2 separate regions of the Homo sapiens genome follow, and region 1 is linked to region 2. Evidence: read pairs that join two places in POLR2A ChIA-PET (ENCODE). Cell type or tissue: OCI-LY7. All regions are shown on one strand. Each heading gives the region's core, and the rest is flanking DNA. Links, peaks and the distances in the headings are about the cores only. Region 1 overlaps LOC107984505 (a long non-coding RNA gene). Region 2 holds the start of LOC124902930 (a long non-coding RNA gene).

Region 1 (15,649 bases), core at 6,107-11,106, 360 kb before region 2:
ACAGGTCCATGCCACCATGCCTGGCTAGTTTTTCATTTCTTCTTTTCTTTTTTTTTTTTTCTGAGACGGAGTCTTGCTCTGTCGCCCAGGCTGGAGTGCAGTGCTGCGATCTCGGCTCACTGCAACCTCCACCTCCCGGGTTCAAGCAATTCTCTGCCTCAGCCTTCTGAGTAGCTGGGACTACAGGCGCCCGCCACTACACCTGGCTAATTTTTGTATTTTTAGTAGAGATGGGGTTTCACCATATTGGCCAGGCTGGTCTTGAACTCCTGACCTCATGATCCACCCACCTCAGCCTCCCAAAGTGCTGAGATTACAGGCGTGAGCGACCCCACCCAGCCTGGCTAATTTTTTTTTTTTTTAAGTCAAGATCTCACTCTGTTGCTCAGGCTGGAGTGCAGTGGTGTGATCATAGCTCACTGCAACCTCAAACTCCTGGGCTCAAGCCATCCTCCTGCCTCAGCCTCCCAACTAACTAGGACTACAGGCACATGCCACTACACCCAGCTAATTTTTTTTATTTTTACTCTTGCTATGTTGCCGAGGTTAGTCTTGAACTCCTGGGCTAAAGCAATCCTCCCACCTCAGCCTCTCGATGCTGGGATTACAGGCATGAGCCACAACACTCAGCCTAATTTTTAAATTTTTGGTAAAGACAGGGTCTTCTTATGTTGCCCAGGCTGGTCTCAACCTGAGCTCAAGTGATCCTCCTGCTTCAGCTTCCCAAAGTGCTGTGATGATAGGCATGAGCCACCACACCTGGCCAACTATTATACTTTAATACAAAGAAAAAAAATTACCTGTGCTTCCTGGCAAAAAGATCAAGTTACCTTCTAAGGATATCAAACCAGTTTGGCATCAGAGCTCTCAACAATACTCAAAGCCAGAAAATAGTAAAGCAACATCTACAATTGAATGAAGGGAAAAAATGTGCACCAGGGATTCTAAATGCCAACAAACTGTCCTACAAGTAGCAAGGCTATAGAAAAAAAGTCTTCAGTGTGCTAAACATCAGGGACTATTATACTCATTAGTCCTTCATGCAAACAAACTGCACCCAACTAAGAAAGGACTGAGAAAACTTCAGCAAAGAGACTGATGGCGAGTGTTGAATATATTTAGCTGAATATCCAAGACTAAAACACAAGTGGAGATATGAATAGTGATGCGGTTCAGAACACTCTACCTCTTGGCATTTGAGAAAACAGCAGAAACATGATCACTCTCACTTTTCTCTCACCCTTCTCCCCAGAAGCAGGTCACAAAACCCTCATGTGAGAGGTACCCTCCCTATGCCCAGAGGAAGGGAACATCCTTATCTCTGAAGACAGAGGGACATAGGAGAGAATCTGAACAAACAGACCTTGCTGAGTTTCTCCGAATTTTTTCCCATTAGTTCATACCCCTTTCTCCTCCAATCATATTTCCCCTTGACTGTTCACATTCCATCAAACTGAGCATAAAACATACAATTTTCCCTGTTTCTTTGGGTCTTCATTTCTGAAGGCTCCTGTGTCATGTAAAGACTTGTGAGATAAATTTCCATGCTTTTCTCTTGTTAATTTGGCTTTTGTTATAGGGATCTCAGCCATGTACCCAGTAACAGGTGAGAAAATAAATCTTTCTTCCCCTGCAATTGTATATAAATTTTATATGCTCTGACAATTTAGTAATTAAACAAAAAAAGAGAGAGAGAGAGAGAGAAGGAGTATAGGCTGGGTGCGGTGGCTCACACCTGTAATCCCAGCACTTTGGGAGGCTGAGGCGGGTGGATCACCTGAGGTCAGGAATTCAAGACCAGCCTGGCCAACATGATGAAATCCCTTCTCTACTAAAAACACAAAAAATTAGCTGGGCGTGGTGGCAGACGCCTGTAATCCCAGCTACTCGGGAGGCTGAGGCAAGAGAATTGCTTGAACCTGAGAGGCAGAGGTTGCAGTGAGCCAAGATCATGCCACTGCACTCCAGCCTGGGGGACAAGAGCGAAAACTTTGTCTCAAAAAACAAAACAAAACAAAAAAAGGAGTATAAAGAAGTAGAACTGGGGCTAGGCACAGTGGCTCCTGCCTGAAATCCCAGCACTGTGGGAGGCCAAGGTGGGCAGATCACTTGAGGTCAGGAGTTTGAGACCAGCCCGGCCAACATGGTGAAACCCCGTCTCTATTAAAAATACAAAAATTTGGCCGGGAGTGGTGGCTCACACCTGTAATCCCAGCACTTTGGGAGGCCAAGGCGGGTGGATCACGAGGTCAGGAGATGGAGACCATCCTGGCTAACACGATGAAACCCTGTCTCTACCAAAAAATACAAAAAAAGTTAGCCAGGCATGGTGGCGGGCGCCTGTAGTCCCAGCTACTCGGGAGACTGAGGCAGGAGAATGGCCGGAACCCGGGAGGCGGAGCTTCCAGTGAGCCGAGATCGCGCCACTGCACTCCAGCCTGGGTGACAGAGTGAGACTCCGCCTCAAAAAAAAAAAAAAATTAGCTAGGCATGGTGGTGCGTGACTGTAATCCCAGCTACTCAGGAGGCTGAGGCAGAAGAATCGCTCGAACCTGGGAGGCGGAGGTTGCAGAGAGATGAGATCGCACCACTACACTCCAGTCTGTGCAACAGAGGGAAACTCCATTTCAAAAAAAAAAAAAAAAAAGTAGAATTGGCTCATTGATTATCTCATAAGTAAAAAGTAGGGATAAATGATGTCATTTAAGGCCAAGAAACTGGATATTATGTATTTTACTTATTTATTTGTTTAGAGACAGAGTCTCGCTCTGTCACCTAAGCTGGAGTGCAGTGGTATGATCATGGCTCACTGCAGCCTTGACCTCCCAGGCTCAAGTGACGCTCTCACCTCAGCCTCCTGAGTAGCAGGTAGCTGGGACTACAGACATGATGAGCCACCACACCCAGCCAAACTGAGCATTATAAACCAAAATATATTAAAGAGGATAAGAATAAATACTAAGGACCAGGTACAGTGGCTCACACCTTTAATCCCAACACTTTGGGAAGCCGAGGCGGGTGGATCACGAGGTCAAGAGATCAAGACCATCCTGGCCAACATGGTGAAACCTCGACTCTACTAAAAATATGAAAAAATTATCTGGGCTTGGTGGCGCACGCCTGTAGTCCCAGCTACTCAGGAGGCTGATGCAGGAGAATCACTTGAACCTGAGAGGTGGAGGTTGGAATGAGCCGAGATCGCGCCACTGCACTCCAGCCTGGCAACAGAGTGAGACTCCATCTCAAAAATAAATAAATAAATAAAAATGAAATTACAAAAATTAGCCAGGCATGGTGGTGCGAGCCTATAATCCCAGCTACTCAGGAGGCTGAGGCGGAGAATCACTTGAACCCAGGGGGCAGAGGTTGCAGTGAGCCGAGATCGCACCGCTGCACTCCAGCCTGGGTGACAGAGCAAGACTCCGACTCAAAAAAAAATAAAATAAAATAGGCCAGGCATGGTGGCTCACGCCTGTATTCCCAGCACTTTGGGAGGCCGAGATGGGCAGATCACAAGGTCAGGAGATCGAGACCATCCTGGCTAACATGGTGAAACCCTGTCTCTACTAAAAAAAAATACAAAAAATTAGCTGGGCATGGTGACCGGCGCCTGTAGTCCCAGCTACTCGGGAGGCTGAGGCAGGACAATGGCATGAACCCGGGAGAAGGAGCTTGCAGTGAGCCAAGATCGCGCCACTGCACTCCAGCCTGGGCAACACAGCACGACTCCATCTCAAAAAAATATAAATACAATACAATACAATACAATACAATAAATACTATACAATAAAATAAATAAATACTAAGAAAGATAATACTATTAACTAAAATTGGATGGTGAAGGGCACAGAGGAGAGAAGGAGGAGGTTTCAAGTTCTTTCATTGTTGCTCCAAATAGGAAACTAATAGTCAATGGCTAAAGAAAAAGGGGACCGAGGTGTTATATGAATACTGATATAAAGGTAATAATTACAGGCCAGGTGGGGTGGCTCATGCCTATAATCTCAGCACCTTGGGAGGCCAAGGTGGGCAGATTGCTTGAGGTCAGGAGTTTGAGACCAGCCTGGCCAACATCTCCACAAAAAATACAGAAATTAGCCAGGCATGATGGTGCACACTTGTAGAGCCAGCTACTCGGGAGGCTGAGGTGGGAGGATCACTTGAACCCAGGAGGCGGAGGTTGCAGTGAGCCAAGATCATGACACTGACTCCAGCCTGGGTGACAGAGTGAGACCCTGTTTCAAAAAAAAACAAAAACAAAAAAACAAAAAAATCGCCGGGCAAGGTGGCTCACACCTGTAATCCCAGCACTTTGGGAGGCCAAGGCAGCCAGATCACCTGAGGTCAGGAGTTTGAGACCAGCCTGACCAACATGAAGAAACCCCGTCCCTACTAAAAAAAAAAAAAAAAAAAATTAGCCAGGCATGGTGGCGCATGCCTGTAATCCCAGCTACTCGGGAGGCTGAGGCAGGAGAATCACATGAACTTGGGAGGCAGAGATTTTGGTGAGCCAAGATCACGCCATTGCACTCCAGCCTGGGCAACAAGAGTGAAACTCCGTCTCAAAAAAAAAAAAAAATAAATAAATAAAAATAAAAAAAGAAGAACAAGCAATAACAAACAAGAATTTAGGAGAACTAAACAATGATGTTGATGAGCTTGCTTATTTATTTATTTAGAGATGGGGTTTCACTCTTGTTGCCCAGGCTGGAGTGCAATGGCGTGATCTCGGCTCACCTCAACCTCCACCTTCCCAATTCAAGCAATTCTCCTGCCTCAGCCTCCCGAGTAGCTAGGATTACAGGCATGTGCCACCACGCCCGGCTAGTTTTGTATTTTTCGTAGAGATGGGATTTCTCCATGTTGGTCAGGCTAGTCTCGAACTCCCAACCTCAGGTGATCCACCTGTCTTGGCCTCCCAAAGTGCTAGGATTACAGGCGTAAGCCACTGTGCCATTCTGGTGAGCTTATTCATAAGATGGGTAAAAAGTTTGTGAATTATTTATTATAAAATTGTACGTGATGGTGTATCAGTTATCTATTACTGCATAGCAAATTACCTCCAAAATTTAGTAGCTTAAAACAACATACATACATCTCATAATTTCTGTGGGTCAGGATTTAGCAGCAGTTTAGCTGGCAGGTTCTGGCTCAGGGTCTTTCATGACATTGGAGTCAAGATGTTGGCTGGGGTTGCAGTCGTCCAAAAGCTTGGTAGAGGGTAGGGGAAGAGGTTGGAGGATCTGCCTTCAAATTAGCTCACTCACATAGTTCTTAGCTAGAGGCCACAGGGACCTCTTCATAAAGTTTCTTGAGTATCCTTATGACATGATGACTGGTTTCATCCACAATAAATGGTCCAAGAGAGGAAGGATGAAGCCACAATGCCTTTATATGACCTAGTCTTAGAAGTGACACACTGTCAGGCCAGGCGCAGTGGCTTACACCTGTAATCCCAGCACTTTGGAAGGTCGAGGCAGGAGAATCCCTTGAGCCCAGGCACTCAAGACCAGCCTGGGCAACATAGTGAGACCGTATCCCTGAAAAAAAAAAATTAGCTGGGCATGGTGGCATTTGCCTGTGGTTCCAGCTACTCAGGAAGCTGAGGTGGGAGAATCACTTGAGCCTGGAAGGTTGAGGCTGCAATGAGCCATGAAAAGAAAAAAAAAAGTGACATACTGTCATTTTTACTCAGAAGAAAGTCCAGGCCGGGCACGGTGGCTCACGCCTGTAATCCCAACACTTTGGGAGGCTGAGGCGGGTGGATCACCTGAGGTCAGGAGTTTGAGACCAGCCTGATCAACATGGTGAAACCCTGCCTCTACTAAAAATACAAAAATAATTAGCTGGGCATGGTGGCGGGTGCCTGTAATCCCAGTTACTCTGTAGGCTGAGGCGGAAGAATTGCTCGAACCCGGGAGGCAGAGGTTGCAGTGGGCCGAGATGGCGCCATAGCACTCCAGCCTGGGCAACAAGAGCGAAGCTCCATCTCAAAAAAGAAAAAGAAAAAAAAGAAAATCCATAAACCCCACCCATGTTCAAGGGGAGGGGCGTTTCACATTTTATAGGGAGAAGCATCAAAAAATTTGTGGGTTTTTTTTTTTTTTTTTGAGATGGGGTTTCACTCTTGTTGCCCAGGCTGGAATACAGTGGTGTGATCTTGACTCACTACTGTAACCTCTGCCTCTCGGGTTCAAGTGATTCTCCTGCCTAAACCTCCTGAGTAGCGGGGATTACAGGTGTGAGCCACCATGCCTGGCTAATTTTTGTATTTTTTAGTAGATATGGGTTTTCACCATATTGCCCAGGCTGGTCTAGAACTCCTGACCTCGTGATCCACCCACGTCAGACTCCCAAAGTGCTAGGATTACAGACGTGAGCCACCGCACCCGGCCTGGAATTTGTGGTTTTAAAACCATCACAGATGGTATACTAAAAGTAAAAATTTGGATTTTTTATTAAAACAGAAAATTGATCCTTGAGTATATAGTTTGCTGTCAATGCTCAGATAACACTAGTTTCTTTTCTTTTCTTTTTTTTTTTTTTTTGAGACGGAGTCTTGCTTTTGTCACCCAGGCTGGAGTACAATGGCATGATCTCGGCTCACTGCAACCTCCACCTCCCAGGTTCAAGCGATTCTCCTGCCTCAGCCTCTTGAGTAGCTGGGATTACAGGCACCTGCCAGCATGCCCAGCTAATTTTTTGTATTTTTAGTAGAGATGGGGTTTCTCCATGTTGGCCAGACTGGTCTCGAACTCCTGACCTCAGGTGATCCGCCCACCTTGGCCTCCCAAAGTGCTGGGATTACAGGCATGAGCCACCGCGCCCAGCAACACTAGTTTGTTAAATTACTAAAATACTTTTATACAAGAGCCTGTTAACTTTCTGAGTCTTGTTTCCACAGTAGTCACTCAACAAATGTAGAAAGGGAAGGAAGGGAATATTTAAAAGTTGTAGCAAGAAATACACAAAAACTACATTTGGTCAGCATGACTCATTAATGGGAATGATCCAAAATTATCTGACTCATTGGAAGGTAAAGACCTTTGGAGGATAGTGCAATTTTCAGATTTGGACTTTGTCCTGCTTGGGCTTAAAAGGGCTTTGCCTTTATCCAAAGCCTCAAGCAGAAGACAGAACAAGAGGATAAGGATAAAGTCTTTCTTGCAAGTATGTGGTGATTATCTCCAACTAGGATGAAAGTTACTTATAGAAGACAACATCGGGGCCAGGTGCGGTGGCTTGCGCCTGTAATCCCAGCACTTTGGGAGCCGAGGAGGGTGGATCACAAGGTCAGGAGATCGAGACCATCCTGGCTAACGCGGTGAAACCCCGTCTCTACTAAAAAATACAAAAAAATTAGCCGGGTGTGGTAGTGGGTGCTTGTAGTCCCAGCTACTCAGGAGGCTGAGGCAGGAGAATGGAGTGAACCCAGGAGGCGGAGCTTGCAGTGAGCTGAGATCGCGCCACTGCACTCCAACCTGGGTGACAGAGCAAGTCCCCGTCTCAAAAAAAAAGGAAACGATATCTTTTCTTCTTTTATCTACTTTAGCTACTCAGTGAATGAACTGTCTGGCCTGGCGTGGTGGCTCATGCCTGTAATCCCAACACTTTGGGAGGCCAAAGTGGGTGGATCACTTGAAGTCAAGAGTTCAAGACCAGCCTGGCCAACACGGCGAAACCATCTCTACTAAAAACACAAAAATTAGCTTGGTGTGGTGGTAAGTGCCTATAATCCCAGCTACTCAGGAAGCTGAGGCAGGAGAATTGCTTGAATCTGGGAGACAGAGGTTGCAGTGAGCCGAGATCACACCACTCTGTCTCAAAAAAAAAAAAAAAAGAGAACTGCCTAACAGAAATAAATATTTTTAAAATATGGTCAGCTTTTATTTCAAGTAGTAATTTATAATTACAAGAGTGCTGAAACCAAAGCCTTGGCTCCCAATTCTGCTATGTAAATGAACTAATTAAAGTTCATAGTTTTAATTATTTTTCTTTTTTTTGAGACAGGGTCTTACTGTCATCAGGCCAGAGTGCAATGGCGGCACGACCTCAGCTAACTGCAGGCTCCATATTCTAGTCTCAAATGATCCTTCTGCCTCAGCTTCCTAAGTAGATGGGACTACAGGCATGTGCCACCACCCCTGCCTACTTTTTGCATTTTTTTGTAGAGTTGGGGTTTTGCCATGTGCCCAGGCTGATCTCGAACTCCTTGATTCAAGCAGTCCATCTGCCTCAGGCTCCCAACGTGCTGGGATTACAGGTGTAAGACACTGCGCCTGGCCATGGTTCTAATTCTATTCACCTGCTATACAAAAACCCAGGTTTAGCAGCTCCTGACATTGTCTATTAATTACGAAAACAAAAACAAATTAAGCAACCCTAAAGCACAATACTATACTTCCCTAATAAATCTAATGAAAAAAATCTCCCAATGAAAGGAGATAAACTGAACACATCTGGGATTCCTTTCAGGGTAAAGAATCTGTGGATGACTCTTTTAGAACCAGCTCCCAGAGCTCAATTGTCATGAACTTCCATCACATTTAAATGAGTGGAATAAACAGTTTGCTTTCCAGATGAGGTCAGTTGCCACAAGGATGTGGCCGGGATGAGACTGCTGACCTTTTCTCACTCCTTGGGAAGGCATTGTACATTTTCATTCCAAAGCATCCTTTTTTTTTTTTTTTTTTTTTTTTGAGACGGAATTTCACTCTTGCTGCCCAGGCTGGAATGCAATGGCTCAATCTTGGCTCACTACAGCCTCTACCTACCAGGTTCAAGCGATTCTCCTGCCTCAGCCTTCTGAGTAGCTGGGATTACAGGCACCTGCCAACATGCCTGGCTAATTTCTGTATTTTTAGTACAGATGGGGTTTCACCATGTTGGCCAGGCTGGTTTCAAACTCCTGACCTCAGGTGATCTGCCCACCTCGGCCTCCCAAAGTGCTGGGATTACAGGCGTGAGCCACCGTGCCTGGCCGCCAACATTCTTTAACATGGTTCAGTGTTCCACGTAGTCCTCTTACCCAATGGACCTAGCTCGGTGGTGTTCTTTTAATGTTAGGATCTGGAAAATGTTAACGATGTTTTTGACAACTACAATACCTAAAACTTTTAGCTATTTTCACTCTACTTTTCCCAGTTTCTTTACCAAGATAGAATATTTTGAAGTATGGTGGCGCATCACTGGAGTCCCAGCCACACGAGAGTCTGAAGGGGGAGGACTGCTTGAGCCCAGCAGGTTGAGGCTGCAGTGGAGCATGATTGTGCCATAGCACTCCAGCCTGGGTGATAGAGCAAGGTCTCATCTAAAATATATATATATTACCGGCATGAGCCACCATGCCCGGCCTTGTATGTTAATCTTAAACCCAGCCTCCTTGTTTTTTTTTTTTTTTTTTTTTTAAGATGGAGTCTTGCTCTTGTCGCCCAGGCTGGAGTGCAGTGGCACAATTTCGGCTCACTGCAACCTCCACCTCCCAGATTCAAGCAATTCTCCTGCCTCAGCCTCCTGAGTGGCTGGGATTGCAGGTGCCTGCCACCACGCCCAGCTAATTTTTGTATTTTTAGTAGAGACAGGTTTCACCATGTTGGCCAGACTGGTCTCGAACTCCTGACCTCAGGTGATCCACCTGCCTCGGCCTCCCAAAGTGCTGGGGTTACAGGCGTGAGCCACTGTGCCCGGCCTTGTATGTTGATCGTAAACCCAGCTTCCTTGTTAAGTGCAATTACTATTTCTAATAATTTACGGTTATATAATTTGGAGCTTTCCACAAAGACAAGCATATTCTCTGTCAATGTTTCTTCCTTTTTAGTTCTTATATCTTTTATTTCTTTGTATTGACTTACTGCCCTGTCTAGAATTTCCTGTAAAATGCTGATAGAAGCAGTAATTATAGTGGACATCCCTATATTTTCCTAGTTTTAGATAAAATTTTCTAAAGTTTAATGTTATGAATGATGTTCAATTTAAGTTTTTTGTAGATTCCCCTTAACAAATTAGGAAATTTTCCTTTTTAGTTTGCTAAGCTTTTATCATGAATGGGTGATAAATTCAAATGCTTGTTCTACATCTTTAGAGATGATGATACCCCCATCTGTTAATAGGCAACTTAACATTGATACTTTTTTGGTTTTGTTTTTTAATGTGAAACCACTCTTATATTCTGGAATAAATCCACCTAGATCATGCATACATATTATCTATTTAATATACTGCTGGATTCAGTTTACTATTTATTTATTTATTTTTATTTCCAAGCACACTCACCATAACAATTTATTTAGAATTGATGTATCTATGATAATGAGTGAAACTGGCCTTTCATTTTCTTTTTCTCCCTGTTTGGTTTGGTTTCTTTTTTTTTTTATTATTATTATACTTTAAGTTCTAGGGTACATGTGCACAACGTGCAGGTTAGTTACATATGTATACATGTGCCATGTTGGTGTGCTGCACCCAGTAACTCGTCATTTAACATTAGGTATATCTCCAAATGCTATCCCTCCCCCCTCCCCCTACCCCACAACAGGCCCTGGTGTGTGATGTTCCCCTTCCTGTGTCCATGTGTTCTCATTGTTCAATTCCCACTTATGAGTGAGAACATGTGGTGTTTGGTTTTTTTGTCCTTGCAACAGTTTGCTGAGAATGATGGTTTCCAGCTTCATCCATGTCCCTACAAAGAACATGAACTCATCATTTTTTATGGCTGCATAGTATTCTATAGTGTATATGTGCCACATTTTCTTAATCCAGTCTATCGTTGTTGGACATTTGGGTTGGTTCCAAGTCTTTGCTATTGTGAATAGTGCCGCAATAAACATACGTGTGCATGTGTCTTTATAGCAGCATGATTTATAATCCCTTGGGTATATACCCAGTAATGGGATTGCTGGGTCAAATGGTATTTCTAGTTCTAGATCCCTGAGGAATCGCCACACTGATGGTTTGGTTTCAAGTTATCACAACTTTATAGAAAGAGCTGGAGAATATTTCTACTTTTTCTGTTCCAGAAAATTTTATATAAGACTTAAATAATCAGATCTTTGAAAACCTGAACGAACACCTAAATAAAGTCAGGTGCTTTAACTGCAAACAAAATTGCTTTTAATGTTGCTTTCAGTAACATATAGCAGAATATCCTTTTAACAATGGCTTGATCAATGAAGACATTTAAGTATTTCCTTAACAAGAAGTCTTTCCAGAAACAGTATTAACATCTGAGTGTGGCCAGGTGCGGTGGCTCACACCTGTAATCCCAGCACTTTGGGAGGCCGAGGTGGGAGGATCACGAGGTCAGGAGATCGAGACCATCCTGGCTAACATGGTGAAACACCGTCTCTACTGAAAAATATAAAAAATTAGCCGGGCGTGGTGGCGGGCACCTGTAGTCCCAGCTACTCAGGAGGCTGAGGCAGGAGAATGGTGTGAACCCGGGAGACGGAGCTTGCAGTGAGCTGAGATCGCGCCACTGTACTCCAGCCTGGGTGACAGAGCAAGACTCCATCTCAAAAAAAAAAAAAAAAAAAAATCTGAGTGTTCTGCTCTCAGTGGTGCAGCACCTGCATGACACTGTAACAGAAAGTGTAAAAAAGTTTATACTACACATCTGATCAGGCTCAAATTTATGCCTGAACAAAAGAAGCCCATAAAGAAAGAGCTTTTGGAAATCAACCAATCAAGGAAATATTATCTATTTATTTATTTTTATTTTTTGAGATAGGGTCTTGTTCTCTCGCCCAGGCTGGAGTGCAGTGGCACAATCACGCCTCACTGCAGCCTGGACCTGCCCGGCTCAATCTATCCTCCTACCTCAGCCTCCTGAGTAGCTAGGACTACAGGTGTGCATCACCACACCCAGCTAATTTTTGTATTTTTTATACAGACGGGGTTTCGCCGTGTTGTCAAGACTGGTCTCAAATACCTGGGTTCAAGCGATCCACCTGCCTCAGCCTCCCAAAGTGCTGGGATTACAGGCATGAGCCACCAGGCTTGGCCAATTAAATATTGTTAGGTGTTATAGTGTAAGGTGGATGTACATACATACAAATGAATATATTTTATTTATATAGAATCAGAGAAACAGTTCTGTGCATTTTTATGCTTGAGATAGATCCAATGCACTATAGGACAAAATATTTGTCCATGCAAAAAAACAGAATTAGGGACTGGGTGCGGTGGCTCATGCCTGTAATCCCAGCACTTTGGGAAGCCGAGGCGGGGAGGGGTGGGGGTGGGGGTGGGGGGGATCACCTGAGTTCAGGAGTTCGAGATCAGCCTGACCAACATGGTGAAACCCCATCTCTACAAAAATACAAAAAAAGTTAGCCGAGGTGGGTGCCTGTAATCCCAGCTACTCAAGAGGCTGAGGTGGGAGAATCGCTTGAACCCGGGAGGCGGAGGTTGCAGTGAGCCAAGATTGTGCCATTTGCACTCCAGCCTGGGCAACAGAGTGAGACTCCATCTCAAAACAAAACAAAATGAAAAACAGAATTAGGAACTTTAAGTTCTAACACTAGCTTGCCTTCCTTGAAACTTAGGTATAAGGTCCAAATATTGTACTTTTTATATTCTCAGGGCATAAACAGTATATAGCATATAGTACATAAACAGTATATAAAAGTCTAATCTTCATTTTGTTCTTCAATAATATGGGAATACTGATACAGATATAACTATAAATTAGTATGACCAGTCCAATTGAGACTATTTTATGTTTTGGCCAATATTCTGAATATAAAAATTGACCATTATTCTGTATGATCCCTAAAGTACATTGAGATATTTGCACACATAACTGAAAATCTGTTATTTGCTAATATGGATGTGGAGAGCTTCTCAATAAATAGCTAGGGCATTTGGAAAATGTTTTTTCTGCTTTTTGGAATAAAATTAATTGTTAAATGTCAGGTGTGTTGGGGAGATGGGAGGAACAACCAGAAACAAATTAGGCAGTACCACTGTCTGTTTCACAGGATAAGGGTGGGAGGAAGTGAAGAGAGCCCAAATCTGGTAATTTAAGGTGACAGACACTAATAACAAAGGTCTTTGAATTTAAAAGCTGCAGCAAGAAAGGACATAATTAAATTACATGAGGACAAAGAAGGATAGAGAAAGACTAAAAGGTGCTCTCAGGTGAGCCTTCCACTACAGCTGGGTACTGTTCTCAGAGTTCCCTAGAGAGTCTTCTACCATCAAGTGACATTTGAGGTATTAAACATGTGCGATGGGATTGGACACCTTGAGCATATGATCCTTAAGAGGCTGACAGTGCACACTTCCTGCTGAACTAGTTTCTTATCCTAGAGTCTGATCCCTGAGCTCAGGTGTTCTCCTGTCCTCCAGTACTTTTCAAACTTCTATCATTCTGTTACTAAAAAAGAATGAGGAAGAACCAAGAGATCAACTTCAGCTGTGGGCTATGCAATTTACCTCCAGAAAACTTCTAAGCCTGGGAGAAGTGAGAAAGGGATCAGTTTTACTGAGTGTGTACTCTAGGCCAAGCAGAATACTAGATGTCATTTAATTTAATCCTCATGATAACACTGTCAGCCAAGTGTTATTATTGCAAAGGAAGAAGCTGAGGCTTAGAGAAGCTAAGAAACTTGTCCCCTGACTCATAATAAGTAAAAGAGAATGCAAATTAATTCTGACTCCAAAGTTTATGCTTATTCCACCAGGATAAGGGATCCCTGACAATAAGTGTTTACGCCTGGATGTTTCTCTCCCTTTTAGCAATGCATTTGTAACATTTCCACAACAGAATGACTTTTTACTGAAACAATTTAACCTTCTGACCTGGGCACCATGGCTCCCACCTGTAATCCCAGCACTTTGGGAGGCTGAAGCCAGAGGATCACTTGAGGTTGGAGTTCCAGACTAACCTGGCCAACATGGTGAAACCATGTCTCTACCAAAAATACAAAAATTAGCCAGGCATGGTAGTGCATGCCTGTAATCCCAGCTACCCAGGAGGCTGAGGCAGGAGGATCACCTGAACCTGGGAGGCGGAGGTTGCAGTGAGCCGAGATCGTGCCACTGCACTCCAGCCTGGATGACAGAGCAAGACTCCATCTCAAAAAAAAAATAAATAAAAAATCTGCATACTCAGAACCTGACAAAATCCCAAAGGTTTATGAAGTACAGGAATATTCGTGTATGTGCGTTTAACATCCTAAAAGAGTGAAAGGAAGTACACTAATCCTGCCAACAGTAAGTTTTTTAAAAAGGAAAATAACTTCCTCCTTCATTTATTGGAATTGCTTGGAAGCGGAAGTCAGGAAATCCCCTTCCTTGATTTGTGGTATTTATGTGGCTAACTGTTGTTCCCAAAGAACAGAATTTATTCTGGTTTACCCTTTGAAATGTTCTATATATTTTTTCATTATTCTTTAATAGAACCTGGTTTTGGTTATTTTAAAGATTTCCACATGATGAGTTTATTTTACTCCCTTTTTTATATTTGGAGAAAAATGAAGCTCAGGCAAAGAATGCCTAATTACTTCTTACGCATAAAAATGCACATTCAATACAATGATAACTTACTATCCTAGAAATTAGTTACAGAAAATACCTTTAATATACACATATATTTCCGGTTAGAGTAAGAGATGTTTGGGAAGAATGCCAATTGTTCACACGTATAACATTCAGCCTGGCCGGGCGCAGTGTCTCTAGCTTGTCACCCTAGTACTTTGGGAGGCTGAGGCGGGCAGATCACCTGAGGTCAGGAGTTCAAGACCAGCCTGGCCAACATGGTGAAACCTCACCTTTGCTAAAAATAAAAAATGAGCCAGGCATGGTGGCACATGCCTGTAATACCAGCTACGCAGGAGGCTGAGACAGGAAAATTCCTTGAACCCAGGAGGCAGAGGCTGCAGTGAGCCAAGATTGTGCCACTGCACTCCAGCCTGGGTGACAAAATGAGACCCCATCTCAAAAAAAAAAAAAAAAAAAAAGATTCAGCCTTTTTTCATAATACCTAAAAATAACTTCAGAGTTCTTTTCACCAAAGTAAAATAGTTTTCTTTATTAAAAAGATTATCATAGACATATAGTAAAATGGAATAGAACAGAATTTCCAAAAATGGACCCACACAAATATATTTATTTAACTTTCAACAAAGCAGCCAATGTAATTCAATGGGGGAAAAGATAGACTTTTCAATAATAGTGCTGGAACAACTGGATATTCACATGGAAAAACTCTGACCCTTAACTATAGGTTAGAGCTAAAACTATAAAACTTCTAAATCTATAAAACATAGGAGAAAATCTCTGGGGCCTTGGGTTAGACAAATATTTCTGTTCTTTTCTTTTGAGACGGTCTCCCTCCATCACCCAGGCTGGAGTGCACTGGAGCGATCCCGGCTCACCGCAACTTCCGCCTCCCAGGTCCCAGCGATTCTCTTGCCTCAGCCTCCCGAGTAGCTGGGATTACAGGCACGTGCCACCACACCCAGCTATTTTTTTTGTATTTTTAGTAGAGATGAGGTTTCACCATGTTGGCCAGGCTGGTCTCAAATACCTGGCCTCAAGTGATCTGCCCACCTCAGCCTTCCAAAGTGCTGGGCTTATAGGCATGAGCCACCACACCTGGACAAGAAAAAGACTTCCTAGGTAGGATGCTGTAATCCCAGCACTTTGG
Region 2 (15,649 bases), core at 2,073-7,072:
GGTCTTGTGAATGGGAACGTCTGGTGGGGATTGTGCCCGGCCCCCATCTCTCTGACTCAAACTGTTGACCAAGGCAGGGGCAACACCTCACACAAAACTAAGAGAGAACATGAGTGCTGCTCCTTCTGGTAACTGGGAAGTTCTTCTGTCAGACCTCCAATTATTCCTGCTTCACAGGGATGGAAAACAACTGGTTGGCTTGTGACAAATTTCCAAGGCATAAAGGTTTGTGTCTTCTGTGCTTGCATTCTTGCAGCTAATCACCCATAAATCATTAAGCTTCACCTTCTCCTGGGAGCCCCAGCCAAACAGCAGCTCCTAGAGCCTGGGGGCACTGGGACCCTGGCCCTTGGTGATGGAGTCAACCTGGGGCGGCTGAGGAAGCTGAGGGTGTCCATTCTGGCATCAGCCTGTTCCATCTATGTGACTTAACCTTTCTTGTCTTTCTCTGTAAAATGGGGAGAATAAAACTGACCTAGTGGATTGGGGTTTGGATTGAATGAAACAATGTATGTCAAGTGCTCAGAGCAGCGCCTCGTCCACAGTAGGTGGTCAATGAATATCAGCCCTTACTTACAGTATTATTTGCACTTTGAGGAGAACAGGTCTTTGCACACTCATTTGTTGGGGTCCCAGAAGCTGTGACAGGTCCTAGAAACCCTGAGGAGCTCAGGGCCGCTCTGGCCACAGGAGAAAGACATTTCTGTGGGGCAGTGAGCTGTGCAGGCTCGGGGCGGCTGTGATGCCTGATAAGCAGCTCTCTGGCCTTGGTGCCCACTCAGCTCAGCATCTGGGCAGTGCTGCCTCCTGCTATCAGTGCTGCTGTGGCCACTGGGGTCCTGGAGGCGTTCAAGTCTAGAAGTTTCCCCAGCCCCACTCACTGGCCCTTCCCTAATCCCTCCAGCCTCGCTCCCTCTCCTGGGGATTCACAGCAGGGTCAGGCTCAGAGTGGGGACAGAAGGACGGGCTTCTGCACCCTGCCCTAGCTCCTGTCCAGCAGGTCCCTGGGCAAGTCACAGTCGCAGGAACAGAAATCTGGGAGAGATTGGAGACTGGAGTGGAGCGCTTTGTGTTGTATCATGGGGATGTGGGGTGGGCAGGAGGGGTGAGTATAGGCCCAGGGAGGGGAGTGACTTATCTAGGGTGCTCCAGCAGGTTAGTGGCTGAGCTGGGACTGGAGCCTGGTCTGGAGCTTTCTGCCACACCCCACACTACCGAGCCACATTCTGCGCCTCAGTTTCCTTGTCTGGACAATGGGAGTGTGGATGCCTACCCCATAAAGTTGTTTTGAGAATGCAGTAAGATAATGAACGGGAAGGTATTTTGCAACTGAGAATGTATCATATACATATATATATGGGGACTCGTGACTCCTGCTATTATGAAGGAGGAGGAAGAGAAAGCGGAAGAGGAAGGGGAGGAAGAAAGAATAAAAATTACCCATACAGAAGTGATGTTCCAAAAGAGCAGGGATTCCTGTGGGGTTTGTTCTCCTGTGTATTTCCAGTGCCTAACTCCTGGCCTGACACATAGACACCTGGTGCCCTGGCACTCTTCCCTCAGCCATCCCTCCCAACTTCAGGCATTCTGGGTCCTCCGGGAGAAGATCGACGGAGAGGGGGACCCCAACCCCTGTCATATAAAGGGCATCTGGGGCCCACCTCCAGACTCTGCACATAGGAAGAGACAAGGACTCAGAGGGGTCTGGCTGGGGTGTGCCTCTGCCCCCACCCAGGGAACATGCCTTCCCCACTGCTGGAGTGCAGTGGCTCAGCTCACTGCAACTTCCACCTCCCAGGTTCAAGCAATTCTGTCGCCTCAGCTTCCTGAGTAGCTGGGATTACAGGCACATGCCACCATGCCCGACTACTTTTTGTATTTTTTTTTAGTAGACATGGGATTTCACCATATTGGCCAGGCTGGTCTCAAACTCCTGACCTTGTGATCCACCTGCCTCGACCTCCCAAAGTGCTGGGATTACAGGCGTGAGCCACCGTGCCTGGCCTACTCCTTTCTTTTGTGGTTTCATGTATCACTTCTCCTGACCTTCGGATATACTGTCCACCCCAACTGGCCAAGTTCAGGACTGAGTCTCAGGGGTTCCTGGAAAACCTTCTCCTTGGGCCTCATGTGAACTGAAGCTGTGACAGTGGCTTCTAAATCCACACCCAACCATTTAGTTGCTGTGTGCTCTCGGATGGGCCACACACCCTTTCTGGTCTCTCCTTTGGTCAAGGTATTCACGATCTTGACAGAGTGGCCTACTGACCCTTGATTCTGGGAAGAACCACTCCTAACCCAGTCGGGTAAAAATCTCTTGCTTCCCAATACACCAGGATAGGTGTGACAGCTTCTCCTTGGAGCCCACAAAGACCCAACCCGAATTTGCATATGTTTGTGGTGTGTGTCTTGTGTGGTTGTTCAGTTACACAATCATACATTTAGAAGCTAATGGGATCTTAGAGATCATCTTGCCTGTGGATTTCAGTTTCCATGATGAGAACATGAATTCCAGAGAGAGTATGACCTGCCGCACAGCTTACAATAGTAGTCAGGACTCACATTCTGATCTGGCCCCTAGTCTGGGAGGAGGGGAAGGGGCCAACGATGACACGGCTCATGCCTGTGTTTGCATTTGACTTTCCCTTCATGCCAGGGAGGAAGAAGGTGTTCTCATCAAAGCTGGCGGGGCTTGGCTGTGCTTCTGGCTGGCAGCTCTGCTCACCTGCAGGGATGGCTGCATTTTTTCTACAATGGCCACTACACTGTTTCTTAGGAAGTCTATGCATCTATCATGCACTATTAATTAGAACATGACAAAAATTGCTGATGAATTCACAGCAATGTGAATGTGCTTAATGCCACTGAACTGTGCACTTAAAAATGGTTAAGATGAGGGCCAGGCGTGGTGGCTCACGCCTGTAATCCCAGCACTTTGGGAGGCCGAGGTGGGTGGATCACCTGAGGTCGGAAGTTTGAGACCAGCCTGACCAACATGGAGAAACACCATCTCTACTAAAAATACAAAATTAGCTGGGTGTGGTGGCACATGCCTGTAATCCCAGCTACTCGGAGGCTGAGGCAGGAGAATCACTTGAACCCAGGAGGTGGAGGTTGCAGTGAGCTGAGATCATGCCACTGCACTCCAGCCTGGGCAACAAGAGCGAAAATCCGTCTCAAAAAAAAAAAAAAAGTTAAGATGGTAAATTTTATGTTATGCGTATTTTATAGGCTGGGCTTGGTGGCTCATGCCTGTAATCCCAGCACTTTGAGAGGCCAAGGTGGGCGGATCACTTGAGCCCAGGAGTTTGAGACCAGTCTGGCAACATGGTGAAACCCTATCTTTACAAAAAATACTCACAAAAAATTAGCTAGGCATGGTGGTGTGCACCTGTAGTCCGGCTGATGTGGGAGGATTGCTTGAGACTGGGAGGCAGAAGTTGCAGTGAGCTGAGATTGCACTACTGCACTCCAGCCTGGGTGAAAGGGCGAGACACTGTATCACAGACACACACACAAAAAAGATATTTTAGATTTATTTAGATATCAGTCTTTAAAGTCAGAATTGCTCTTTTGCATGCATAAAAGGAAATTATAGGCAAAACAAATTGGCTAAAATAGTCCCCAGATTTCTTCACATTCAGAGTCCAATTTTTCTGAAACCCTCTTTGACTCAGAGCCTTGATTTTCTGCATGGTGTCACCTTCTGTGCCATCAGGAGCATTGGCAATGTGCCATTCTTTAAAAGATTGTCCACTATTGTTTCCACCATTTATTTTCAAGCCTCAGCCACTCATTCTGCAAGCTTTATTGCCGGGGTTTTCTTGCTTCACGTGTGACTAGCAATCATTCTGCCCTTTTCTCGGTAATAAAACAACACAACAGTTCCATTTACTTATGGGGCTCTTCCTTTCTTAGGTCTCACAAAACACTTGGCTGCTGTTTTGCAAGAAAATATGAAACTGTGGTCATTCTTCAATGATAACTGCTTCACTAATATAAAATTCTTGCTACACTCTTCTGTTTGCCCGCCTTTCTGCATACACAGTAACTGGGTTTAAATGCTAAACCACAGTGTAACCTTTTTGAAGACATTTTAAACAGCAATTAAGCTGAAGGCACGGAACTCACCTGACCAAGTTTAGGTATGCGCAGGCAATGACGGCCACTCCCAGCTGCCACACGAGCGGAAGAGCTCTTATGATGAGAAACGAGATACACCTTAGAATTGGTGAAACATGGCAGTTACAAGATTAAACCCATATGCAATGCCCATTCTGCCACGCGCTGTTCTAGACATTCTTGGATATATCAGCTCACTTAAATCCTCACAACCATCTTAGGAGCTAAATATTATCATCCTGTTTTTTAAAGATGAGGAAAATGAGACAGAGAGAGGTTAAGTAACTTTCCTGAGATTTCACAGCTAGTAAAAGTGGGAAGGCAGAATTAGAACTCCAGTAGCCTGGCTTTGAGAGAACTTTTTTGATTGTAAAGGTGAATCCCTAATTCATTCCCTGAAATAATCAAGATGGGAACGAGGTGGGAAAGAGTGCTTAAGGTCTTTGAATAATAAAGACACGGATTAGGGTGTTGTTTGCTGCTGGCTTGAAAGAGCAGGCGGGGACGGTGGAAAACAGGCGGTGGAAGGAGGGTGTCTGGGAGCTAGGCCGGGTTGAGCCGTGGCTGTGGCCGCGGCCGGTGAGGACGCCCCCTGCTGGAGCACTGTGATGGGATTCGGAGCAGCGCTGTCTGACAGTTGACGTGAGATGTGTTTCCTGCTCTGAGCTGAGTCACAAATGCCCTCTACTCTCCCCGAAAGGTCGGTAAAAGTGGGTCACACAGCAGGCCTGTGAGTCTGGTGCTTTGGGGACTGAGGGAGAAGGGAGCGGGTAGATCCACAGTCGGGGCGAAGCGGGACGAAGTGAAGAGAGCAGCCACGGGCCGCGGCTGGCAGGAGAGGAGGGTGGGAGTTGTGTCCCCGGACTCAGACAGCCTCTGAAGGATGGAGGGCGTTGGATCGTTGCAGCTCTGAGACACAGCGTGAGCCATTTGATTTCTGTGTAGGGTTTCCAGATAAAATACAGGACATCCAGGTAAATTTGAATTTCAGATAAAAAACAAATGATTTTTGTTTGTATAAGCATATTCCAAGCAATATTTGGGACATACATACTAATACCAAAAACATATTCTTTTACTGGAGGTCTGCAGACATCTGGCTTACAAACTAAATCTTCACAAGGACTTTTGGGGATGAGTTCTATGAGACCTATTTTACAAAGGAGGAAACTGAGGGACAGAGATTAGACAAGTTGCCCATGATCACAAGGCTAGTAAGTGACAGAAACAAGCTATGAATATAGAAATTCAAGCCTTCTCCTGATAATAGGCTGACTTCCTTCTCCAAACCCTACCTCAAAGGCCAGGTGGTCGTGACGGTTGAGGCCCAGGTGGAGGCAGGGAAGGCCACAGGTCCAGGCTCCTGGGGAGACACAAAGACAACTTCCTGCCATTTCCCTCCTGCCCATGGGGTGAGGCCCAGGGATGAAGAAGATGGGATCTTGCTAACCTCCCATGGCTCCCCACTGCCCTCGAGAAAGGCCAGACCTTGAACTTGGTGTGTCCTCCTTCTAGCCCTTTCATCTCTGAGCCTGATACCTATTGTTTCTTCTTTTGGAACCTGTGTCACCACCATTTCTCATGGCTAACTCTTCCTCTAACTCTAGGCCAGTGGCTTTCAGAGGTTTTTGATTGAGACCTGCAGTAAGAAATACATTTAATATCTTAACTAATAAACATGATCTCTCAGACAGACAGATAGATAGATAGATAACTGAAACTAACATTTCACAAAACAGTATTTCCTAAGTGTGATGTTGTAAATTCCTCTCTATTTCACTAACAAGTAATTCAGGTCACAACTACTAAATTGATTTTATGACCCACAAATGGGTTGCCACTCACAGTTTGAAAGACACTGGTGGAGGTTCTGGCTGAAAAATTGCTTTTTCATTGGGAGAGGCTTCCTGTAGGCCCATAACACACAGTCCCGGGGGCATCTGCCCAGGGTTTGCCTTGCCTTTTGTGTTGCTCACGGATGTGATTCTCTGTTCAGCATCGGGCTTCTCCTCTGGACTGTGAACTCCTAGAGGGCAGGGTCCATTTCTGGATTTGCTCACCATGGCACCGCAGTGCCTAGCACAGGCCCTGGCCCTTTAGAGGTGCTCAGTACATGTTTGTTGAGTGAATCAATGAGCAAACTGCCAGCCCTTATACCCCCCTTAAGCCCACTTGTGCCCTGCCCCACACCTGCTGTGTTGCAGCCACGTGGTGGTCCTCAGGGACCTGGTTCAGGGTAGAGGTTGATTCCTGGAGCTTGGATGGAGAGAGGGAGCATGTGCATGTGTGCACTGGTGGAATGAGAAGGGGCCAGGAACAAGTCTGCCCACATTTGAGAAAGATTAGATGTGGGGGGCTAGGGTCAGGGAAACCTTTCTAATAACACTGCTTTGTGAAACAGTGAGTTCCTACCTGCTTGGAGGGTCCAAGCAGGCTGAGCAAAATGCCAGAAAAGCTTGGCAAGGGTTTGTGCACCAGGGGAAGGGTTGAATAAGCTGACTAATGGGGTCCTGTCAGCTCTGCTGCGTGGAGGAGTACAGGCTGCAGGCTAATAAAGCTTCCTTATAGGAGGCAGCTGGGAGCCATTGTGGGCACTAGCAGGAGGGGAGAGCAGCTGGGAGGAGGAGTTGCAGGAGGGCAGTATCTCCTGATACTGCTCCTCCTCTGACCTCTGAATTCCTCCCAGTCCCTGGCTCCTTCCCCCATTACATCTGGAGGGGGCTGTCTGGGCTGCAGGCTCCAGAGCCAATGGTGCCTCTGTAGCCCCCGAGCTCCCTGGGCTTCCATGCACACTGTGGGAGTCCTCCTGTCAGGGCTCGGGGGCAGTGGAGAAGCTCTTACCAGCTGGTCCTGGAGAGCTGGTGTCTGTTTCAGCCCTATAGGGAGAGAGAGGAGCTGTGACTGCCAGGGCCAGGCCGCACCAGAGTCATTACCAGAGAAGGGGGTGGAAATTAGTGATGCCCCGGGACCTTGCTCACAAGGGTCACCCAAACCTGTTTGACTCCCTGCTCAGAGGAGCTGCGGCTGAACCACCCTGGCTCTCCAGTGCCTGCCTCCAGCATTCGTGGACTCAAGCGACTGGGTGACCTGCAGGACCTGGCTCAGCACCTGCCCAGGGCCCTGCTCTCTTCCGCCCTGCCTCACACCCCTTCCTGCCCCTCCCTAGCCTCAGCCTCTGACAGCCCTGTCCCTGTCCTTAAAGCCTGCCCTGCCCTTCCTTTGCCACACCTCTGAGTCAGGCTCACCCTTTTCTCTCAACGATGTGAGAAGTGGTTACAAACCCCATCACGTGAATTAGGGATAGGGAGGCTCAAGGAGGTTAAGCTGCCCACTATGTCCTGTGGCCCCGCCCTGCAGCCCCGTATTCCACCTCCATCGTAGCATGGGTCACGCTACCCCAGATGATTTGCTTAAGCTCCGAGGACGAGAGCCAGATTGAATTCGCCTTTGTTATCCCAACATTTCACACATGATTGGCATGGAGTAGACACTCCAAAAAATATAGAATGAATGAAAGTTTTGTCCAAGATCAAACAGCTAGGAAGCAGCCAAACTATAATTCAAACCCAGATCTTCCTGTATCTCAACCCAGCCCCACACCCTTCGCTCTCCTCCAGGAAGCCTTCTCTGACTTACTCAGTCAAGGCAGCTTCCCCTTCCCCCAACCCCCTCAGAATCCTGGGCATTTGGATGTGTTCCTATCCCCGTCTCCCCTGCACTCTCTGAAGGCAGGAACTTGGGATAGGGTCTCAGCTTGGCTCTAATCCTGCTCCTTCCCCAGAACCAGGAGGAGCTCTATGAGTGTGGGATGCCCAGGCTGAGGGTGGAGGGCTCAGGAAGGAGGGCCTCACCCAAATCAGTGGTGTCTTCCTGCCTGGGATCAGCCACCCTGCCTCATCGCCCCTGCTCATCGGGCCAGGGGCCAGGCTTCCACCTGGGACTGGGCCTGCCAGCTTCTCACAAGGGCCGGCCCAAGCCTTGGTATTCTCTGGGGTGGGTCCAGGTGGGGCATCTAATCCTCTGCTCATTTTGCTGCAATTCGATATCAGCTTCCAATTTGCATGCTCTGCTGCCATCCTTCCTTCCTCCTCTGGCCGCACCATGTATTTTCCACGGCTCTTCTGAGGGCCCCTTGGGTACCCTTGGGCTGACCTCACCCCAGGCCTTCTTAGGGCTGAGCGTTGGCCTTGGGATGGAGGGACCACTGTCCCCACAGTGGGAGCAAGGCCTGCATGACCAGCAGCCTGGGGTGGATTCAGGTTCCACCGTCTAGGCTGCCTGGCTGTGGAATCCACAGCCTCTCAGAGCTTCCGTATAAACATATGTAAAATTACCTGCACATGGCTGGTGTTAAAAGAAGAAGTTGAGGCTTCCCCAAGGGCTGAGGGCCCCATAGCTCTGGGAAGTCCTTTACCATATCTAACCATGCACTTCTGGCTACAAAGTCGGCCCATTCTCCTCTGGTTCTACTTGATGGACGTCTGTTTTCTTGAGATTTTAGCACACTTGAGGCAGTTCATTGTATTTATTTATTCATGCAACAAATATTTATTGAGCACCAGCCATGTGCTGAGCACCAACCATATGCCATTCACTGTTCTAAACTTGAAATATGTCAGGAATTGAAACTGACAAAGATCCCTGGCCTGCTGGGGCTTACAGTACAAAGGAGTTTATTCGGCCTATGGGGCAGTTTACTAGATGATGGCCCGTCTCAGCTTATTCTCCTCCACTTTAAACAACTTTCAGAAAAAGAGATGAAAAGAAATTGTAAATATTGAAAAATAACAGTATGTACTCTCAGATGTCATCTTTACCCCTGTCTCACCACCACTGCTTGAATTTAAGTAATGCAATTAGAAGTACAGGCTGTTGCTTAAAAAGTTAAACACAGAGTTAACATGTGATCCCACAATTCCACTCCTAGAATTGGAATCAGGTGTTCAGACAGTAACTTGTACACACATGTTCTTAGCAACATTATTCACAATAGCCAAAAAGTAGAAACAATTTAAATGTCCATCAATCTATAAACAAATTATGCTATAGCCACACAGTGAAATATTATTCATTCATAAAAAGGAAAGAAATACTGATGCTTGCTACAACACTAATGAACCTGAAAAACATTTTATGGGTTTTTTTTTTTTTTTTTTTTTTGAGATGGAGTTTCGCTCTTATTGCCCAGGCTGGAGTGCAATGGCATGATCAGGGCAGGGGTCACCACTCTTCACCCTTATTTTCTAGAGCTGCACCAGCCCACAGCACATGCTCAATAACCGTTTCCTATAACCAAACCCTCTGTCTCACCTGTCACATTGTTCCCGAAATTGCTACTCTTTCAAGAAGCCTATCCTGATGGACTAGTGGGCAAGCATTTCTTCATCCCAAGGTGACACCACTGGCCTCACCCCTCAATCCACTTCACATCTCACTGTGCAAAGACCTGCCACCTGCCTTGAAGACAGTGAAAATGGATCAGATGCTGGACCGATGGGCTGTCCATCCTTGGCCATTCAGTTATCTGCCCCAGGCATGTCTAAATATCCAACCAAGGCTCCTGAGTGTCTTGATACCAAGTTCCAAATTCTCAACAGACTCATCGCATGCCACCCCTGCCCACCTCATTACCCTAGGGAACTTCTGGCTACTTCATTCCTCCAGAGGTGACCTCTTGGGTCCCCTGCACACCCTCATACTGCCCAGAATACTGCATGGAGACTGTCCCAGCTGCAACATCCCTGCCTGGGACACCCTCATTCCCTAGAGCTCTGGCCTCTTCATCTGCATCCATCCATGAGTTCCCTTCTCCAAGAAGCAATCTTTTTTTTTTTTTTTTTGAGACAGAGTCTCACTCTGTCACCCAGGCTGGAGTGCAGTGGTGTGATCTCAGCTCACCGCAACCTCCACCTCCTGGGTTCAAGTGATTCTCCTGCCTCAGCCTCATGAGTAGCTGGGATTACAGGCACGCACCACCATGCCCGGCTAATTTTTGTATTTTTAGTAGAGATGGGGTTTCGCCATGTTGGCCAAGTGGGTCTCGAACTCCTGACCTTAGGTGATCTGCCTGCCTCGGCTTCCCATAATGCTGGGATTACAAGTGTGAGCCACCGCGCCTGGCCGAGACGCTCTCCTTCACCAAGTCCTTCCCCACTAAGCTTTCTCCCTCCCTGTTCTCAGCTCTAGTCAGATTCTGACTTATTCTGGGTGTGGTTCTGGCTCCCCATCAGAGGGTTTAATGTCCCCAAGCAGACTTCACCCTATCCTAGGATCATGGACAGAAATGGAAATAGGGCTAGAAAGCAGAGAACTCTCAGGGGTGCACAGAGGGGAGTGAGGCCCTGGAGCCTGAGCTCTGGGCAGCCAGGACTGCAGGAGGAGGAGCCCCAGGGGGCCAGGTCACATTCCTGTAGAGATTCTCTCCCTGGACTGGTGGGAGCTTCATGGAGCTGTAGGGAGCAGTGGTCAAGTGTTCTACTGACTCAAGTTCCATCAGCAGTTTCCCAGTAGTCCCCCGGAGCAACATGAGGTAGCCCTGGGTCCCCTAGGACTCCAGCAATGGGCTGGGCAGAGGGCCTGCTGGGGTGAAGGGCATAGGATGGGGTTGGGGGTCCAGCTCAGGAGAGGGGTTTCACACCCCACAACTCTGCAGTCAATTGGAGAGGAGAGGTGGATGACCCTAGACCTTTGACTTATCAGAGCTGGAAGGAAAGTTAGTGATTTTCTATCTTTTCAGTGGTTCCTAGGCCCAGGGCCCAGGGCTGCACAATAGTTTAAGTGTTCTCAAACTATTTGCTATATCTCACTGGGTACACTAGGCTCTGAATACTTCCCTGATAGGAGGCTGCAGTCAAGTAACTCAGCCAGAAAGAGCCTCTGCTTTTGACTGGAATTCTGTCCACCCAGGGTGGCACTGCTTGCTATCTGTTGCAGATCTGAGTCTGCTCTATGAGCCTTTCTTCCAGTTAATAAGAAATGGGGAAACAAATTAATCTTCACACTCTGCTCAGAAACATTTTTCTTTCTTTCTTTTTTTTTTTTTTTTTTTGAGAAATCTCGGCTCACTGCAACCTCTGCCTCCCAGGTTAAAATGGTTCTCCTGCCTCAGTCTCCTGAGTAGCTGGGATTACAGGCATGCGCCACCATGCCTAGCTAAGTTTTGTATTTTTAGTAGAGACAGGGTTTCTCCATGTTGGCCAGGCTGGTCTCGAACTTCTGAGCTCACGATCTGCTCATCTTGGCCTCCCAAAGTGCTGGGATTACAGGCGTGAGCCACTGCGCCTGGCCTAGAAACATTTTTCAAAGCATGACATCCACGGCAGCAGTGGAGGTGGGGATAGATAAAAGACAGTGTCTCTTCTGGTGAAAAGGTAGGAAATGATCCACCCCAACCCTGCAGGGGATGTACCTGAGGTCCAGAGAGGGAAAGAAGTTTTTCCCAAGGTTGCACAGCAAACCATGGAGACGTATCAAATGTGAGCACAAGTCCCTGACTCCTGGACCAGAGCACTTTCTACCAGGCCACCTGCCTTCCCCACTCTCCCGGGGACCACAGAGACCCTCATACATGTGATTTACTCCATTTTACATTTATAGGTTCCTATTCCTCATGAGGGCAGTCTTTCAATACCCCCTTGCCTTCTCTCTCCAGAGTCTTTGACCAACCTGTTTGTCAAGAGTAAGTGCCAAAAGAGTCCATACTATATGATTCCATTTGTGTAAAGTACAAAACCAGAAGAAATTGATCTATGCTGTTACAAGCCAGGACAGTGGTCACCCTTAGAGAAAGTGGCACCTGGCGGGGGAAGGAGAGTCTAGATGTTGGCCATGCTCTGTTTCTGAACCAGGTTCTGGTTACACAGGTGTGTTCAGTGGGTGGAAATGCATCAGGTTGCACACTAATGACATGTGCATTTTAAACTGTTTGTATACTTCAATTAAAATTTTAAAAAAGTTAAATTTAAATGATCAATAAATACTCATCTTGAATGATGGAAGACAGCACCTTGGGCCTGTTTCTAAGCAATGTATTGACTACTGGACAAAATTACACCACCATCAGCCATCCACAGTGCTGTGGATGCCCTCCCTCCCCACCGCTGCAGCTTGGCCGGTCAGCCGAAGGCCCCAGCACAGGGAGGTGGAAAATTCTGCCTCTTGCAATACCCAAGCTTCACCAGGACCAGTAATCTCTGGCCCAGTCACACAGAGCCTCCTGGGATTTGAGCCACAGTTGCAGTGAGTGAGGACCCTGAGGGGAATGTCCAACCGGGTGACAGGGAGAGGGCCTGCACTGGTGGTAAGGCAGGCAGGAGACAGCAGATATTAAATGCCCTCCTGGGGAAAGGACAGCTGCAACCCACGGCCTGGTGGGCCTTGGAGCTGTGAGCTGACTCAGGTGGACACAATAACATCTTTCAGACAGTTTTGGACTGGCCCAATTCTTGGGTGAAGAATGCAGCTGAGTGTATGAGTATGTGTATTGGTACAAGTATGTGCTTGTGAACATGCCTTCGTTCTAGCTGTTCCTTCTGCCTGGAACACTTTATCCAACTGCCTGAAACCCTCCAGCCCTTGTCTCTACCTGGTCAAATCCTAGGCGTGCTTCAAGCTCAGTTCAAATGTGTGATGTGGCCTGAGGCCTGACACCTCCTTGCCTCCCAGGCAGAACGAATCCTTTACTCCTTCTCTGGACCCACCATATGACCTAGCACTCACCCCACCAATCAAAATAGTGGGGTGTGCTGCCTCCAATTCTGGACTGTGCCCTCCCTGAGGACAGGGGCTATGACACTCTAGCTCTCTTGTCAGGATTGTTTAAGGGAATATATAAGTGCATATATCTCTGGGAGCATATATTAGAATCAATTAGGACTATCCCTCTAAACAAAGAAAATCATTAGCAGATTAATTAAGAGTCCTGTTCAGAGTGCTAATTCAAAGGCTAAAAATCTTCTAGCTTAAGCAGGATCCAATGTTTGATAAAACCTGTCATTGGGTTACCGTATTGATTGAGGCTGAGCCTTAGCTGTGGAATGCCTGAGTGTGCAATTCACACATAATTCCTCAAGTGATTTGGGCACATTTTTCTCTTATTGACGAGCATTATAATGACTATAATAAACCAAAGAAACCTCCAGTGAAACAACACATGACTATGCTTGTCAATAAAGGTGTAACCATTAATTTAATGAATGCATTTCCCAAGTGCTTCTTTGTTAAGGATGTTTGCCTAGATTCTGACCAGAATAGAAATGGTGTGAATGACGCAATAGCATTCATTAGTTATCCACTCATTCATTCATTTACCAAATCCTCAGCCCCACCATAGTCCTAGGCTCCATGCCAGGGGCCATGGGAAATACTTTCTTTCTTTCTTTTTTCTTTTTCTTTTTTTTTTTTTTTGAGATGGAGTTTCGCTCTTGTCGCTCAGGCTGTCCCCCAGGGTGGAGTGCAATGGTGCGATCTTGGCTCACTGCAACCTTCGCCTCCTGGGTTCAGGTGATTCTCTTGCCTCAGCCTCCTGAGTAGCTGGGAGTACAGGTATGCACCACCATGCCTGGCTAATTTTGTATTTTTAGTAGAGATGGGGTTTCGCCATGTTGGCCAGGCTGGTCTCGAGCCCCTGACCTCAGGTGATCCGCCCACTTCGGCCTCCCAAAGTGCTGAGGTTATAGGCGTGAGCCACCGTGCCTGGCCTGGGGAATACTTTCAAGTGAACAAGACCCCTGCCCTCAACAAGCTTACCTTCCAATAAGATTGGAGATCCCAGCAGCCTCATTTGAATACAAGACACTATAAGAGGCATACTAACGAAATGTCCAGAGGAAGGCATATTCCGAATGGTGAGCCTGGGGAAAGTTCCCTAGAGGACATAGCATTTGGTTTGGAATGACATGAATATGCAGGATTTTGTTAATAGCAACATATTTTTTCCCTTCTATGCAAGTAATTCGTGCTTTAGAATGGCCAAAGCAATCTTGAAAAAGGAGAATGAAGTTGTAGGAATCACACTTTTTGATTTTAAAACTTTTGTTTATAGCAGGGTCCTGGGGTCACACCTGGTTCTGCCACTTTCAAATACGTGAATTTATTTTTATTTTTAATTTAATTTTTTTTTTTTGAGACAGGGTCTTGCTATGTTGCTCAGGCTGGTCTCAAACTCCTGGGCTCAAGAGATCCTCCCACCTCAGCCTTCTAAGTAGCTGAGATTAGAGGTGTGCACCACCACACCGGCTCCTGATTTTAAAACTTACTACAAAGCTACATTCATACTCTGTATCAAGACTGTGTGTAACTGGCATAAGGATAGATATCATAGATCAATGGAATAGAATTGATAGTCTAGAAATAAACCCATATATTTAGGGGCAATTGATTTTCAACAAAGGTGCCAGGGTAATGGGAAAAAAGAGAAATAGTAGTCTTTTCAATAAATGATCCTGGGAAACTGCATATCTACATGCAAAAGAGTGAATCTGGACCCCTAAACAAAAATTAACTAAAAATGACCAAAGACCTAAGTGTAAGAGGTAAAACTTAAAACTCTCCTAAAACACAGCCAACCTTGGTGGCTCATGCCTGTAATCCCTACACTTTGGGAGACTGAGGCAGGAGGATCACTTGAGGCCAGGAGTTCAGGACCAACCTGGGCAACATAGTGAGATGCCATCTCTACAAAAATTAAATAAATAAAAATAATAAAATTCTCAGAAAACATAGAGGTAAGTCTCTTCGACCTTTAATTAGGCAAATTAGGCAATTCAGACATCCAAAGTACAAGTTAAAAAAGATAAATTGGACTTCGTCAAAATTTAAAACTTTTGTGCTTCAGAGGACACCATCGAGAAAATGAAAAAACAACTGATAGAATGGGAGGCGATATTAGCCAATCATATATCTGATAAAGATCTAGTTTCCAAAATATCTAAGGAACTCTTACAACACAACAATAAAAACGCAACTCAATTTAAAAAGGGGCAAAGGATGTGAATAGTTATTTTTCCAAAATATAGATACAAATGGCTAATAATAATAAGCATATAAAAAGATGCTCAACATCATTAGTCACTAGGAAAATGCAAATAAGAACCACGATAGGATACTACTTCACACCCACTATCATGGCTATAATAAAAACAGACACTAACAAATATTGACAGGGATGTGAAGACATCACAACCCTCATACATTGCTGGCGGGGATGTAAAATTGTGCAGCTGCTGTGGAAAACAATGTGGTATTTTCTCAAAAAGCTAAATATAGAATTGCTGTATTGCACTTCCACTACTAGGGTACCCCAAAGAACTGAAAACAGACGCTCAAGCAGATCACTGTATGCCAGTTTTCATAGCAGCATTATTCACAGTGGCCAAAAGGGAGAAACAACTCAAGTGTCCACCAACAGAGGAATGGATAAACACAGTGTGGTATGTCCATACAATGGAATATTATTTAGCTTTAAGAAGGAAGGAAATTCTGACACATGTTATAACATAGATGAGCCTTGAAGACATTATGCTAAGTG

The links. Peaks named below come from ENCODE experiments on the same cell type or tissue, not always from the same donor. Only the 100,000 strongest peaks of a DNase experiment are listed, where the experiment ranks them.
Region 1: POLR2A ChIA-PET joins it to region 2 with 12 read pairs; 2 of 35 experiments call an interaction of 5 or more read pairs at or near these places.

The regions. Positions count from the first base shown.
Region 1 is chr12:50,295,823-50,311,471 of GRCh38, reverse strand. It overlaps LOC107984505 (a long non-coding RNA gene), which reads right to left. Exons shown (of 2, transcript XR_001749144.2): 2 at 15,005-15,649. Among named protein-coding and RNA genes, the nearest start is that of LIMA1, 20 kb to the right of the region's middle. In OCI-LY7, for the core only: no CTCF peak of the experiment used is centred there; no DNase peak of the experiment used is centred there.
Region 2 is chr12:49,934,798-49,950,446 of GRCh38, reverse strand. LOC124902930 (a long non-coding RNA gene) reads left to right here and starts at 4,740. Exons shown (of 2, transcript XR_007063302.1): 1 at 4,740-4,822. LOC105369763 (a long non-coding RNA gene) reads right to left here and starts at 7,202. Exons shown (of 5, transcript XR_944948.3): 1 at 7,116-7,202; 2 at 5,968-6,998; 3 at 5,418-5,485; 4 at 4,132-5,059; 5 at 3,524-3,939. RefSeq lists enhancers at 3,696-4,571, 4,547-4,841, 4,572-5,448, 7,630-8,615 and a silencer at 4,668-4,908. In OCI-LY7, for the core only: CTCF peaks have their summits at 4,532 and 4,732 (motif pointing left); a DNase peak (open chromatin) is centred at 4,726; H3K4me3 peaks cover 297 bases.